Regions from separate parts of the Homo sapiens genome. Here region 2 is linked to region 1. The links are chromatin loops, found by intact Hi-C in ENCODE. Cell type or tissue: endothelial cell of umbilical vein. All regions are shown on one strand.

Region 1 (8,000 bases):
CAAGATAAGTTTGCTTTAAAAATGTGGGTAATAATTGCAACTGTAAGATTAAGCCAGGTTTGTCTCATTGTGTAGATTTCTTCCCATATCCTGCCCCCCCACTTTATGACAGTAATGATTTTGTGACTAAGACTGGTGTCACTATAATGTTCTTGGGACAGAATGATAGTCCAATGACTCATCAGACAGTAGAAAGGGAAAATATTCAAGAAATTTAACATCATTGGTATTTGAAATATTTCAATACTGTGAATCTATTCCTAAAAATAAGGACAACTAAATAACTTTATTCACTAATAAAAAGCCACAATCAAAACAACTGTGACAGAGTGTGGAACAAATTATAATTACTTAAAGAATCATTGTGATTACTCATAAAAACCTTAACGTTTGCCAACCAATTTTTCTTGTCAAAATACATTGTTTCTTCTGGCGTTCATACCCTCAATTTGCCCAATTACTCTCCATAATTTTTTTTTTTTTTTTTTTTGGTGGCTGAGACACAAAATAGTATGCAGGTTCTGAAGACTTCTATCTGTAAGTACAATATTTGAGAAGTAGATGAGTACCTTTCAAAGACAAATGTTGAGATTTGTGAGTAGGAAAGATAGGGGAAAAAAAAGTGTCATGAGGATTTTGGCCTATACCGAGAAGTTTTTGAGTCGATTAGGAGCTCTGGAAACAAATGACATCAACTCTCAGCATTGCGGATGTCTCATTTTCCTCTTTATCTCTCTTTTCACTGCTTCTCTTCTTCTTCCCTGGATCCATGTGTCTGTCACTTACCATCCTCTACTCCCTCTCCTCTGTCTTCCTTTTCCTGTGCTGCTGTCTGCACACAGCAGCTGTCCACAGACTGTCCAGCCTTCAGAGATAACTGGCTTGTGGAGTCTGCAAAAATGGGTGTCTATCCCTTTCTCATTTTTTTTTTTTCCTTTGAGACGGAGTCTGGCTCTGTCGCCCAGACTGGAGTGCAGTGGCACGATCTCGGCTCACTGCAAGCTCCGCCTCCCGGGTTCACGCCATTCTCCTGCCTCAGCCTCCCATGTAGCTGGGATTACAGGCGCCTGCCACCACGCCCAGCTAATTTTTTGTATTTTTTTAGTAGAGACGGGCTTTCACCATGTTAGCCAGGATGGTCTCGATCTCCTGACCTCGTGATCCGCCCCCCTCGGCCTCCCAAAGTGCTGGGATTACAGCCGTGAGCCACTGCGCCTGGACGTGTCTATCCTTTTCTATAGCACCTCTAGGAAACACGAACCATGTCCAAGATACAATTAATTCCATCATATATTATCCCCAGCAAGATAGAGCTTCATTTACATGAAAAGTTGTATAGGCACAGAACTCATCCTTAGGAAGTTGTCCGTGTTTGTTTTAAGTGACCATATTCATAAGCCCTCTCTTAGGTTTGAGTGTTTCCCTCCCAGTGCATTTAACCTCTTCTGACTCCCTACTGGCTGTTTGGCGACCACCTGCCCCAGCACTTTAGCCATGCTCTCCTTACTCAACAATATCCCATGCTCTAAACCTCCTTTCATCAAAATTATGCCCCATTCCCTTAGGATACTGCTAAGTGAAGTTAATTTGATTGATTATTATGAACCAAGACATTAATTATTTAATAGATATTTGCATTTATCAGGGATTGTTTCATGAGAACACTTAACATGAGATCTATCCTCTTAACAAATTTTCAAGTGCACAGCATAGCATTGCTGACTCTAGGCACAATGTTGTACATAGATATCTAGAACTTATTTTCCATAAATGCATTCAATTGAGGTTTTCTCAAAGAAGTTGTTCAAATAATGTCTTTATATAGTACTTACTGTATGTCAGGTACCCGGTAAAATCTTGGATATTCAGAAGTAGACAAAATACATGTGTTCCTTATCTTCTTGGAGCATTATAATGTAGTGGATCTTTGAGTCAACATTGCAGAGTGGCTGTCTCCATACCATTCCAGTCACATCAGGTAGGGAGATCATCTATTATGTCATCACATGGACTATAAACAGTCTATAAAAGTTCATTCGGGGTAGCATTTATGTTCTGGGACTCAGGATGTAATGTTGTTGGTGTTGTTCTAGCACCAACAATAACCATGTGAGTTAGACAGTTCTATTCCCATTTTGCAGAGAAGACTGCTTTTACAGAATTAAATCCTCTACCTATGGGTCATGGGACAAGCAAACAACAGTATCAGGATCTGGAGATGACTTTGAACTCCAAGTCCAACATTGTCCACTCCACCACAGGTGCCACCTCAGATTCTCCCCAAGTCCCCTTGGATATGGAGTGAGTAGATTATCAGGATTTGCATGCCATCTTCAGCTTCTCACTGGATGCCCAAATGGTGGGAGGAATAGAATTGTAACGCAGGTTTTAAGTTCTTACTTCTATAATAGTCCTATGCTAATAATGTATCATTCTTACTGTGTAAATCAAGATTGACAAGCTGCTCAGCCATGCAGCTCACCTTTAATAATCATTCATTACATTCCTGAAACTGAGAGTTGATGTAGCATGAAAAATCATAGTGCTACTTTATGAATGTTATATAAATGAGTCAACAATGGCATCTGTGTATGGGGCCCTAGATTGTTTATTTCTTCACTGCAGGCAGAGACCCGCTAACTCAAAAATCTGACAGCTCCAAACTCAAATTTTTACACATCCAATTGTTAGATCGGTCCAAACAAGCAGATAGTCTAAATAAGCATATTTGTAGCCACTTAGAGCCTGTCTGTATTGTGTACTCAGTAAAACTGCACCAAACATCTGCTAGCAATAGATAAGTTCTGGGCCCTAAAGACCCCAAGCTGCTGCTGCCCTTTGGAGCTGTCTGAGTCACTCTTGCCATGCTGCTAATGATGTTACCTAGACACATAGCCCTCTATCAAATTTCCCTCTTCCCTGGAAGTCCCCTTGCCCTCCACTCTTTCTGAGTGGTGGCTTCCCGTACTTTAAACTCCGGAAGACCTCATGCTCTGAGGGACTTCTCCTGCTCTGAGGGACTTCTCCTGCATGCAAACCTGTCAAAGGCAAATAAAGCTCATCTGTGCTATTGCCACCTTGTGGTCATGTATTGCTTTTTAAAAAATCAGCCCCCATATCCCTCGAAGCATCTACAACAATCTAAAATTTCCTTGATTCGTTTGAAGACACACACAACATACATACAATTCCCCAAGCAAAAGCATGAAGTCAGCTTATTGTTTTTCATTTGTGCGTGGTATTTGGCAAATATTCAGCCACGACTAGTATGTAACAGTAATAGGCACAGGTGATTCTTATTTGACAATTGTGTAGCTTGCTACACAGAAGAGAACTAATTCACAGAGTAGATACTACCAGTCACATGAACTCATTAGCTTACCACTTCAAAGTTAATAGAGTGCCTCATGGGATCAGTCCTATTTTGGAAATGTTTGGAGGTCATAGGAGTAGAAAGTAAAGAACATCTTGTGGTCCCAGAAAATAAAGGAAACACTAAAAAATAAATCAATAAAAACAAAAAATAATTAAGGCTTGTTTAAGCACAAGGACCCACTTGACTGGCTAATGTTAGAGCAAATTGAGTCACAAAGTAAATAATGGTAGTACTGAACACATAGAATAAAATAAATATCTATGGTTCCAAATTGTTATAAATAATAAAATAAGTGAACAAACAGGGAAAGAAATGGCTCTTCCTCATAGTAGAATTTAAATAAATGTATTAGATAAAAAACCATAATCGCCATTAGGCAACCACCACAATAGTAACTGTCACAGACAGATAAGGTACTCTCATGGATGCAAAAATTTGTGGCTGAAAGTTTGAGAATAGATTTTGCATAGTTTCAACATATTTCCCTAAGATACATACTAACTACAAAGGGAAAAATGGTAACTTTATAGTAAAAAACATGGCAGACACCCACTTAACCAAAGCAATCAAAGTAAATATCAATAATAAGACACAGAGATTATCAACCCCTTAGTATGATGCCCTGAGGACACCACAACATCATTTCTGTGGTATTCTTGCCAAAAATCCATAACTTCATTCCAATTATGAGAAAGTATCAGAATAATTCAAATTGGCAGACATTCTATAGAACAAATGATCCAGCCAGGCATGTTGCACTCTGTGGTCCCAGCCACTTGGGAGGCTGAGGCAGGAAGATGTCTTGAGGCCAGGAGTTTGAGGCTGCAGTGAGCTATGATCACACCTGTGACTGGTCACTGAACTCCAGCCTGGGCACCACAGCAAGACCTCATCTCTAAAACAAAACAACAGATCAATACTCTTCATAAGTGTCAAGTGATAAAAGATAACCAAGGGCTGAAAAACTGTTACAGACAGGAAGAGACTAAGGAGAATTAACTAAATGCAATGTGGGATCCCAGGTGGGATCTTGCAACAGAGAAAGGATAATGGAAAAATTGGTGAAATTTGGAAAAACATCTATAATTAATATTATACTGATGTTAGTTTTCTGTTCTTGACCATTGTGCTATCGTTATGTAAGATGTTCATATAAGGGTAAGTAAGCTGGTGAGACATAAACGAATTTTTCATACAATTTTTCCAACTTTTCTGTATGTCGAAAATAGGTCAAAATAAAAAGTTTAATAAAATGAATCAAAATTTAAAAAGTGGTTGGTCAGTGAGGCAAACACTAAGGTACTAGTCTTTTGGCTGGGAAAAAAAACCTGAAGTTAGGTGATGGGAAGTCTTTAATCCAGTTTTTCAGTTCAAACAAATTGAGAAAGAGAAATGTTCCATAATTTAATGAAAGCAACCCAGACACAAACACACACCCTAGTTTTCAGCTCAGGTTGTCTTCCTAGACTTCTTAGTATATCCTAAAGTCATAGGCAGGAAGTTCAATGCCAAGGACAGTTATACAGAATAGGAAATCTTATGTGATATATTTATTGTAGTTTAGTCTTTGAACTTATACAGTTAGGATAATTTTCTGAAATGCATGCTTATTTAGGATTGGGGAATGTTGAAAGGGATACTGATGAATAATCAATAAAATTACATCTAATGATTATGAAAGTATAAAGTCAAATATTGCTTACATTAAAATCAGAATGTTAGTAGAGAATATTTGCTAACAGTATGTATGTTGAAGGAGGGCTTTATTATTTTGGGGAAAATAACACAAAACTCCAGGAAATTATGATCTTACTATTCTCACCACAAGACTGTTAGTGATACAGGAAAATCACTTTTGAAACAAATGTTTGATTATTAAGATAAAATGGCAATGAAGTTTTTCCTTCTTAATAATCAAAGTTTTTTTAAGACTTCAAGGAAATAATGGAGAAATAACTAGAGAGCTTAAAAGAACAGAAGAGACTGATGATGTGAAATTCTGCCCAGATGATCTAAATAGCTTCATAACAAGAATGATACGATGTACATTTATGAGATGTACCAAAAATGGTTACCATTTTATCTTGAATATAGTGAACTGCTAATTTATGTATTAAAAAATTACCATTGTGTTACACAGATTTCTGGTTCCCAGTCCTGGCTACACCACATAAAAATCACTTGGGGAGCTTTTTATAAAAATGCCAGTAGCTGGTCCCTCCCCTCAGAAATTCTGACTTAATTCATGACAAGTGAAGCTGAGCATCAACGTTTTAAAAGTTCCCAAAGAGATTCTAGTGTGTTGCTCTCCAACAACTAGGGTGAGAATTACTGTTACAGGTGCTTTTTATTCAAATATATCTGTCATTGGATATACAAGATAAATATTATAATCAAAATTACATTTTGGCAAGATACATAATTCAGTCCTTGAAGCAGCATTCTTAATCTTTAATAGAAATGGATGCCAGAAAATACGCTGAATAAATTGAATCTAACTAATGATAATTATAAATATAACCAAAAATAACAAAATCAGAAGGATTTAGTTTATTGTCATCTCATCCCAAGTATAATGAAAATTCATCTAATTTCATTTGAGATTATTTTGGTGTAAGAAATGTTCTTGGTTTAATTTTTCCTTCCCCCTAAAAAGATGACTACAAGGTGTAACTCTAAACCTGTATTTTTGTTTTGTGTGTCTACTCACATACCAAATGAAACCATATATAGCTGTATCATCAAAAATCAAAAATTTGTAAGTTACCCTGACAATTTTCTTGATTAATGCATCAATGTTTTAAAAAGCAAACAAAAACCAATCCTCTATTGAGATACTTTCTGGTAAAGCACTTTCCATCTTGTAAAAACTGTGAAATGTATTTGAAGTAGTTCTAACTAAAATTAACACATCTTGGATCACGAGGTCAGGAGTGCAAGACCAGCATGACCAACATGGTGAAACCCCATCTGTACTAAAAACATAAAAATTAGCTGGGCATGGTGGCATGCACCTGTAATCCCAGCTACTTGGGAGGCTGAGGCAGGGGAATTGCTTGAACCTGGGAGGCGGAGTTGCAGTGAGCCGAGATCACGCCACTACACTCTAGCCTGAGCGACAGAGCGAGACTCCGTCTCAAAAAAAAAAAAAAATTAACACATCTTTAGCTACTATTGTGAGAAGGCGACCATTTCTATCACCTTCGCTGGTTGGTTTGACAATCACAAGAACATACAAGTTTTATTCAAACAAGTATCCTCCCTGTACACCACAAAGCGTTGGGTGGTATGATAAGTCAATCTGGCTTGATCCACAAGAATTCTGGGTTGCGGTTTTCTCGGCAATTCATTCTTCAATACAGTTTTCAGCACAAAATTAAAGTCCTTTAAGTTAGTTTCTGACAGGAAAGGCAGTTAACTTTCTGCCATTGAGCAGACATGGCCTAAATAGAAGTGTTCTCCTTTCATTCTTGATTTCCAAAGAAAATTTTAGGAGATAACAATAGAGACCAAGACTCTTCATATCACTGGGCTAAAGGTGTACCTATCTATTATTATGTTGTTTCAATCAGAAAAATACTCTTTCAAATGTATACTGGTAAGGCATGGTACTCAAATAAGCTAAAAGTTCATTGTAGTACATTAAAAAAAAAAGAAAAAAAGGTGTAATAAGAGAGGTTTTTTGTTTGTTTTGAGACAGAGTCTTACTCTGTCACCCAGGCTGGAGTGCAGTGGCACGATCTCAGCTCACTGCAACCTCCCCCTCCCAGGTTCAAGCGATTCTCCTGCCTCAGCCTCCCAAGAAGAGTTCTTGATTATGATCCCAGCTATGCCTCCAAATGTCAGCTACTGAAGAACTGTTGAGCACCCTCCACACTCCAGGCCCTCTGAGGCACAGAAGATAATAAAATACCTATCCTTAGGTCACTTCATTGCTCCTTACTTCAGCATCCCCAGTTTAAAATAAAAGTCATGCTTCTTGCTGAATTGAAGTTAAGCTCTTCTTGCTGAATTGAAGTTAAGCTCTCTGTGGTAATCATTCTTGTTTCTTCTGGGACATACTCCATCAAACATCCCTTCTCTTCTATCTTCGGTGTATTTTCACTTCAAGTCTCTTTATCAGTAAAAAGTTCAGGGTTTAGTATCTTTTTAAAAAAGGAAGAGAAGGAAGAAAGGAAGGAAGAAAGGAAAGGAAGAGGGAAAATAAGCAGGAGTAAAACTTTCCTGGACTTTCCTAGTCCTTCAAGCTAAAGACCTGCCTCTTTCCTTTCTTTCCAAATATCATGAAAGAGCTGAAGGAAAAATTTGATGGATTTGAGAATGCTACGAAAAATGCAAATTTTCTGCATGCCAAAACATTCTGCACACCCAGTTATAAGGCAAACAGAAAACTGGGAAAAAAATATTTACATGAAATATGTCATAGGGTCTATGAACTTCATACATACGAAATTCATTCAAATGCATATAAAAACACTAACATCCTAAGAGAAAAATAAAGTTAAGGAACAGGAAATTTATAGAAAAACAAATGACTGATAAATATGTAAATAATTTGTCACTATGATATTAATCAAAGAAATTCAAATAAAACCATAAGGTACTTAAAATTTTAGTTCAGCAA
Region 2 (8,000 bases), 1.5 Mb before region 1:
TAAAAAATGAGGTGAATAAAGGAAATATTAGGTGGGTCCAGTCTTGTGGTCAGATGTGTATGTCTGACTCAAAATATAAATTAGGTGTTAATCTTCTAATATATATGCTATATACTGTCAAAGAGTGATCTCTGGGGAAAATGTGATTATTCATTTTTTATTTCTCTAGAATATTTACTATTTCATTTGAAATTCTTTCAACTTTTGCTTGAAAAATTGCTTTTTATAGAACGTTTGATGCCGAGTCTCTGAGGGACTCCACTGCAAAAGAGCCACGCCACTTCACACTTCTGGTCTGTAGGTGGCAGTGGCCACCATCCTACAGCCGTGAAATCCACTGAGGTCAGGTTTTTTTAAAAAAAAACAAAGATCAACAGGAAACCTCTAAAACAATAAAACTCTGTTCATCATTTTGCAACAATATAACTTACAAACTCATTACAGTTATATATCCCACTCTTTTAGACTATTCCATGTTCCTTTCCAGCTAAACGTTGAAAATTGGGTAAATAGTCCCTTAATTCTGTACTGTCCTCTTTCATCTTTCTCCCATTTTCAGTAGCAAGAGCATTCTGAAGGGCATTTCTACCAATTTCTGCAATGTGCAGCATGAATGTTGGATGCTAACACCAAATATTGGGGCACACACTTCACTGCACAGCTGGTGATTAATTTATTTTTCCTAGATACACGAGTTTCAATATCCAAAACTGTTAGACATTGGGAAAACAAGCTTGAGCATGTTATTCTTATAACTTTAGGAAAAGGTGCTAATTACTGGCTAACCTCCAAAGATACTGTACTTCAGTGAATATTTTATGTATATTATATATATTTGCATGTCCTTTATATATGTCCTTTCTCTATAAAACATATATAGTCCTATCTGTAATAAATAATATATACAGAATAAAAATTGAATTCTACTATAAATGTGTTTTTTGCTTAATAATATGTCATGAATATTGATCCCATTGATCAAAGTTTAAATTTTGAATAGCTATAGCACCTGTTTAGATTTGAATTATATTCTCACTCTCTACCACAGATATGTCATGCTTTGCCAATTAGTATGAAGAGTGGCTTAGAATCAGGACTGGTATTGTGCCTTCCGTAGCCCTAATAGACTGATAGGTACATTAATTAGTAATGCCTGAATTAAATTAGTGATTAATTCAGTTTCTAGTTTAGTTCTATTCATACTTGTGTTAAGTGTTAGATATTTTTTAAAGGAATCAAGAAGGTATACAAGTTAGAGAGATGAATTCTGCATAAAACAAAAATCCTAAAAGGTTATAAACTATTTGCATTTTCACTCAACATTTTACGTGCAACAGTTAGTTCTAGAACACAACAGGAATCTTATCATGCTTCTGGATGGGAAGATGCTGAACTGTAATCTGTCTCTGCATTTAACAATAAAATTTAAAGTAAACCTAAAAGAGGTTCGCTCTGATAAATGCAACATATACTACCTTTCATATCAATGGGAACATCAACTAGAGAACACTGATTACACTGTAGGCCCAGCCTGATGTAATTTTTAAAATCTGAAAATTCCTTGATACAGTATTTAGGATTCACAATAAACAAAAATTAGTCTCACAATATTATCTTCATATTTAAAAAGCATGTGGTTAATATCAATTAGTAATTAATATATAAGTAATAGACTGTAAATATTAAAAATTATAAAGGTATTGCACTTTCTAACTCTACCCTTTGGCCATGGGAATTAAATACATCTAAATTCTGTATTTAAACATTGAAAAAAGCTCAGATGACTTGAATCTCTAGGTTTTACAAATCTTTTATAATTTTTAAGAAAACCAGAGTTTTACCTAAACTAAGCAGAGATTTCCACAAGTATATTAATTATTCAATCAAAAAAAAATCAGTGTACCAGCCCTTACAAGCTAAAACCCACTTCTATCTAAAAATGACCAGTCATTGGAATTCTCTCGGAGAATGGCAAGAAACTGAAGCAAAATAAATAATAAAAGCAATAAAAATTCAAGCACTTTGGCAAAATAGATAATTCACAAATATTTTACCCTTCTAGAGTTCTGTTTTAAATTTCATATAAAGTATTCCTTTTGAAGAAATTATATTTGAAATATCAATTCTATTTCAACAATTTTCATTACAAAAATAATTTTTGCATAATGCAGTTATTTTTCTATTCTATCAAATGGTCCAAAATACCACCACAATGTTTATGTATTTACAATGAATATTTTTTAACATGCTATTTTCTACAATGAATGATTCTCCCACTCTTACACTCATTGTTTGACGTGGAACAAGATGAGCAGAGAGACAAGGGGAGCCATCCTGAAACTGGGCTATTCCACAGACCTGCTCCTTTGAGTCTTAATATCCCAAATACACTGCCAGTATCATCCAAACTTCTAAAACAGAAAATAACCCAAGAGTTAGCAAACAGCAGGAAATTTCCCTTTTGTGATTTAGTAAGGAAAATTTTCCACTTATATTAGCACCTGCCTGAGTTACAATACTAAATACTGCACTTTTAGTTCAATGGTTCTAATCAGCAAAAGCTGTTCAAGAGCCATGAACTTTATGTATTTATTTTTTTTGAGACTGAGTCTCACTCTGTTTTCCAGGCTGGAGTGCAAAGGCACAATCACGGCTCACTGCAACCTCACTCTCCTGAGGCCTGGGTGACCCTCCTACCTCAGCCTTCCAAGTAGCTGTTTGTTGTTAGATTAGATTTCTGGTGGCTGAGTCCACAGATGGTCACAATGTGTGGCTATGGCTATGCGTTATAGCATAGAAGGAATAGCCAGATGGTTCTAATGCCTAAAGCTTCCTTTTTTGCTTGTCCCTTTTATAAAGCTTGGTTCTTCAACCTCACTGTCAATTTTGTAAGCTAAGAGTAACTTTCCGACAAGTTTATTTACACCTAAGTTATCTAAAGTCATTTTTTGTTGTTTTCAATTGAGGAGTTTAAGTCATACAGAAAGTGTGAATAAGGCCTGGATTGTTGGCAATAGCATCTCAGGAGAATGTGGGGATTCTGAGACTTATTATCTAAGTAATTGGAGGTTGAAGGCAGTAAAAACCAGGCATGAGACCCTGCAGATTTACAGTACACAAGGTGGCAAAATAGCAAATCAAATTAGAGATTTTTTGGCACTTAAAATAGTATGCTCTTTAAAGACAATGTTTTAGAGTGTCATGGTGAATTTTCCAAAGAACAGGAAGACGGGTAAAAAGTCAAGGCCTAGAGTTTGTCTAAATAAGTGTAAGCAAAGGGAACAGCGAGCTCAAATCCTTAAATTCTCTTCTTGAGACAGACAAAAGTTTAGCATTTTTCTATCATGGTCCTAACAGTATCTCCTATGCCCCAGGGTAATTAAAAATTGAATTCAAATTTAGATCCAGGTGGCCCCTAATTGAATTTATAGATCCTCCTGGTAACTTAGGTTAAACATATGATCTGGATTAAAAAAAAAAAAAAAGGAAAATAATTCCAAGAATGTGAACTTACTGGAATATGCAAAGGACTCCAAGAACCTCAGCATTTCAAACACCCCCTAAACTTCTCTGTGTATTCAAAACCGGCTCCCACACATACCACACGTATCTGATGAAATTATTTATCTTTTCATTGAAGCTACAATTCCTTCCTTACATGAGTGAGCCGACTTTCAAACAAGAACCATATTAGCATTCCTACTTCATTGCCGGTAATATACAAACGGGGTTTGAAAAGCAAGAAGCAACTACTTTAAATATCATTGAAATACAGGTTGGGCACCGTGGCTCACACCTCTAATCCCAGCACTTTGGGAGTTCAAGGCGGGCCGAGCACTTGAGGCCAGGAGATGGAGACGAGGCTGGCCAACATGGAGAAACCCCGTCTCTACAGAAAATACAAAAATTAGCCGGGTGTGGTGGTGCACGTCTGTAGTCCCAGGTACTAGTGAGGCTGAGGCACAAGAATCGATTGAGCCCAGGGGGAAGGAGGTCGCAGTGAGCAGAGATCACTCTACTGCACTCCAGCCTAAGCGATACAGCGAGACTCTATCTCAAAAAAAAAAAAAAAAAAAAAAAAAATATATATATATATATACATATATATATATATATATATGCCAGAGGGAGATAAATACCATGAAAATACAGGGAACAATATTTCAGAAAAATTTCAGGGAGTCCAGTGGCCTGGCACCTGCCGGGATATCCCTCCATTTCTTCCGCTACTCCTAACAGCAAGTTCTAACACCAAGTGAGTCCCTTCTGCTTTTGGAGGCAGTGTTTGCTACATTTGAGTACACTGCCATGAATCATTTACCCATGTCTCCGAGAGGCTTCCAGCTTTAAGCACGACCCTGGGCAAAAGAATCTTTTCCAGATGAGTCAGGAAATAGTATTGGTCATTTTGCTTCCTGACCTTTATGATCTAGCATATCCAATCATGCTCAAAGAATCTGTAATGGGTCAGAAGACTCAATGGAATCCATGGCATTCCTGGATAAATAATAATAATAATAATAATAAAATAAATAAAAAAATTCACAGCGAAGGCATCATAGTTTAAGGCAAAAGTATGCCTTTTTCTGCTATTGTCCTTTCACTAAGTGGCTCTTAGCTTTCTACTACGCCTTGGTGAATAATAAACATCTAACTGTAAAGCCATAATTGAGCATACAACTTAAAGAGCACATTATAAACTAGTGCTATCATACCACACAGCTTTGAAATTTGGAATACTCCATGGTAATCCATCATCAGGTCAAAGTGTTATATGTCAAACCAGGCATTTGATAATTCTCATGTCGTAAACAAGTTCTTTGAACGAGTGACTCACAATCCCTTATGCCTATTCCTGATACTCTCTCACTACTCTCTCAAACTACCTATGCCCTCATCATTGCTCCCTACTAAAAAATACTAAGGAGAAAATAATACAGTAAGATCCTACAAAATATACATGCACCAGCCTGAAGTTCCATGCATACAGTAGGAACTCAATAAAGATTAATTGACTTGAATTGAATAAAACTGTTTGCAATAACTTTATAATTTCATAAGCTCCATTTTCTCTGATAGAGCATTATCTTAGTTTGTTTTGTGCTATTATAACAGAATACCTGAAACTGGGTAATTTATAAAGGACAAAAATTTATTCCCTCACAGTTCTGGAGTCTGAGGTGTCCACGATCAAGATGCCAGTAGATTAGGTCTCTGGTTCCAAGATTGTGTTCCCTTGCTACTCTCTAGAGTGAAGGAATATTGTGTCTTCACATTGTCGAAGAACAGAAGAGAGGGAAGCCACTCCTATAAGTTTTTTCTATAGCTGCATTAATTCATTCATTAAAATGGAGTCCTCATGATCTAAACACCTCCCATTAGGTCCCACCTCCCAACACTGTTGCACTAGGGATTAAGTTTCAACGTGAGTTTTGGAGGTGAAAAAAACATTCAAACCACCACAAACATATAGAAGAAAAACTCTTTCAGAGGGCAGAGTTTTGAAAACACCCCTCATCCATATAGCCTCAGAGATGAGTCTGAATAGATTTATGAAGACTGATTAATGGTTTGGCTAGAAAGAAGAAAATTGGAGGTTGGTGATGAAAAGTTTCGGAGAACAGATATTTGAAAGGACTCTCAGAATGAGCACAGATATCAGCATATCAGCTACCTAGTAGGAGGCTTATTGTATTGAATTCCACTCACAATGAAAGAAGAGCAATTTGTTCTTGCTTAATATCCTTATCCTGGGATTGATTATCTTTATTTGTCTCTCTCTCCATGTTATCATTCATGGATTTACTAATATCACAGGTCATCTATGTTTTCCAGAAACACTGATTGCTATCAAGAAAAATTGAGTAATAGATGGGCTCCCCAGGGGTTCACTAGAGCTATCACATACCATGTCATCATCCTGAACAGAGACTCTTATGAAAAGTTGGAGAAGTTATTTGAGGACTCAGTTAAAGATCAACTAACAACACCTTGCAAAGTTGAGATGTCCTGTATAATGCTGCATATATCTTGAATAAATGACCAATATATGATATTCCTCCAAATGGGTCTAAAATTAAGTGGTACTTCTTGGTCAGAATACATGGATCTAAAACCCAAGAGATAAATTTCACAACCACATGCAATGAAATCACATTCAAGAGTTTTGCTTCTCATTCCTATAACTCAGAGCACTGCTTGTAGAGTGTTTTAGATACCAATGAAGGAATCCTTAAAATCAAATACAAAATGCTTTTACTGATTTGGAAATGGAATTTTCCTCTGAGTCATTTCATGGTACTTTATTACAGGGAAATGAGCTAGATCGTTGTAGTTCTACTTGGAGTGGTTAATCCTAAGTACCAAGGAAAAATAGAGATGCTAGCTAATGGGAGATGGGAGATTGGAGAAGCATGGATGAAATCCAGGTGATCTCATTGGTCATTTTGTCATCTTTTCATGTCTAGGGATAAGAGTTTTTTAGGATGCACTTCCACTTAAACCAAGATGACCTAACAAGGACCAGATTTACTCTCCTGCCTCAACAACTACAAAGACAAAATATATGAAACAATAGTTTGTAAGACATTGAACATTAAGCAACAAGGGGCTGTGATCTCTCAGAGACAGAAAAGCCCTATGATTGCTCTGATTTACTGCCTGGAGAAAGTTTGCAGACTGTGGTGAAGGAAGGAAGAACTCAGGTAGGGCCCAGCAATCTTGCAGAGTTGAGGAGATGTGTCCGGCCACCTGCAGGGAACAAGACAACTATTTCACAGGACCGAATCCCGGCAGACAGGAAAGAATTAACAAAGAGATAACCCACATATTTGCAGAGCCCCCTGGTGTATTCAGTTGAGCACTGATCAGTGTGTGCATGTGAGCTACCCAAGACTGGAGAAATTTTTTAAAATTAAAGATTTGATGGCCAAAATTTTTTATAAAAATTGTAAACCCACATGAACAAAAAAGTCAATAAGCCTCAAGCAAAAGAAACATGGAAAAGCTACAGCTGCTGTTCAAAATGGCATTACTGTTCCAGACAAAATTAAATATAGACTTCGCTATGATCAAACAATTTCATTTCTGGTTATACACCTAAAGAGGTAAAAGCAGGGACTTGTGCAGTTATTTGTAAACCCATGTTCATAGCAGCATTAATCACAATATCCAAAAGGTGGAAGCAACCCAGGTCTTGTCCATCAGTGGGTGAATGGATAAACAAAAGGTGCTGTATACATACAATGGAATAATATTCAGGCTTAAAATGGAAGAAAATTCTGATACATATGATGACATGCTGAATATATGATGTTAAATGAAATAATCTAGTCACAAAAAGAAAATGTAGTATGATTCTACTTATATAAGGTATTTAGAATAGTCGAAAACTAAAGACAGATGGTTGAGCAGAGGTTATTAGTGGCTGGGTGAGTAGAAAGCAAGAAATTATTGTTTAATGGAATACAGAGTTTGGAAAGTTTGGAAAGATAAAAAGGTTCTGAAAATGGGTGGTGGTGACAGTTGCACAACAATGTGAATGTACTTAATGTCATTGAATGGTACACTTAAAATGGTTAGAATGGAATTTTATGGGCTGGGCATGGTGGCTCACACCTGTAATCCCAGCTCTTTGGGAGTCCCAGGTGGGTGGATCACCTGAGGTCAGGAGTTCGAGACCAGCATGGCCAACATAGTGAAACTCCATCTCTACTAAAAATATAAAAATTAGGCAAGCTTGGTGATGGACATTTGCAATCCCAGCTACTCGGGAGGCTGAGGCAGAAGAATTGCTTGAACTCTGGAGGTGGAGGTTGCAGTGAGTTAAGATCATACAATTGCATGCCTGGGCAACAAAGTGAGACTCTGTCTCAAAAAAAAAAAAAAAGAAAAAGAAAAAAAGAAATTTTATGTTACATATATTTTTTAAAGGTACATGAAGAAAATTACAAAAAGACACATTAAAATCAAATTTCTGGAAACTAGTGATAGAGAAAATC

The links. A loop is a pair of places that touch in the nucleus more often than their neighbours do. Peaks named below come from ENCODE experiments on the same cell type or tissue, not always from the same donor. Only the 100,000 strongest peaks of a DNase experiment are listed, where the experiment ranks them.
Region 2: it touches region 1 in a loop (4-fold over the local background); 2 of 110 quality-filtered maps call a loop at or near these places.

Annotation. Positions count from the first base shown.
Region 1 is chr1:241,482,825-241,490,824 of GRCh38, forward strand. No RefSeq gene overlaps it. Among named protein-coding and RNA genes, the nearest start is that of FH, 33 kb to the right of the region's middle. In endothelial cell of umbilical vein, a CTCF peak has its summit at 3,079 (motif pointing left); DNase peaks (open chromatin) are centred at 217 and 3,007; H3K27ac peaks cover 1,474 bases.
Region 2 is chr1:240,026,855-240,034,854 of GRCh38, forward strand. No RefSeq gene overlaps it. Among named protein-coding and RNA genes, the nearest start is that of FMN2, 61 kb to the right of the region's middle. In endothelial cell of umbilical vein, a CTCF peak has its summit at 294 (motif pointing right); DNase peaks (open chromatin) are centred at 347, 4,377 and 4,727; H3K27ac peaks cover 1,764 bases.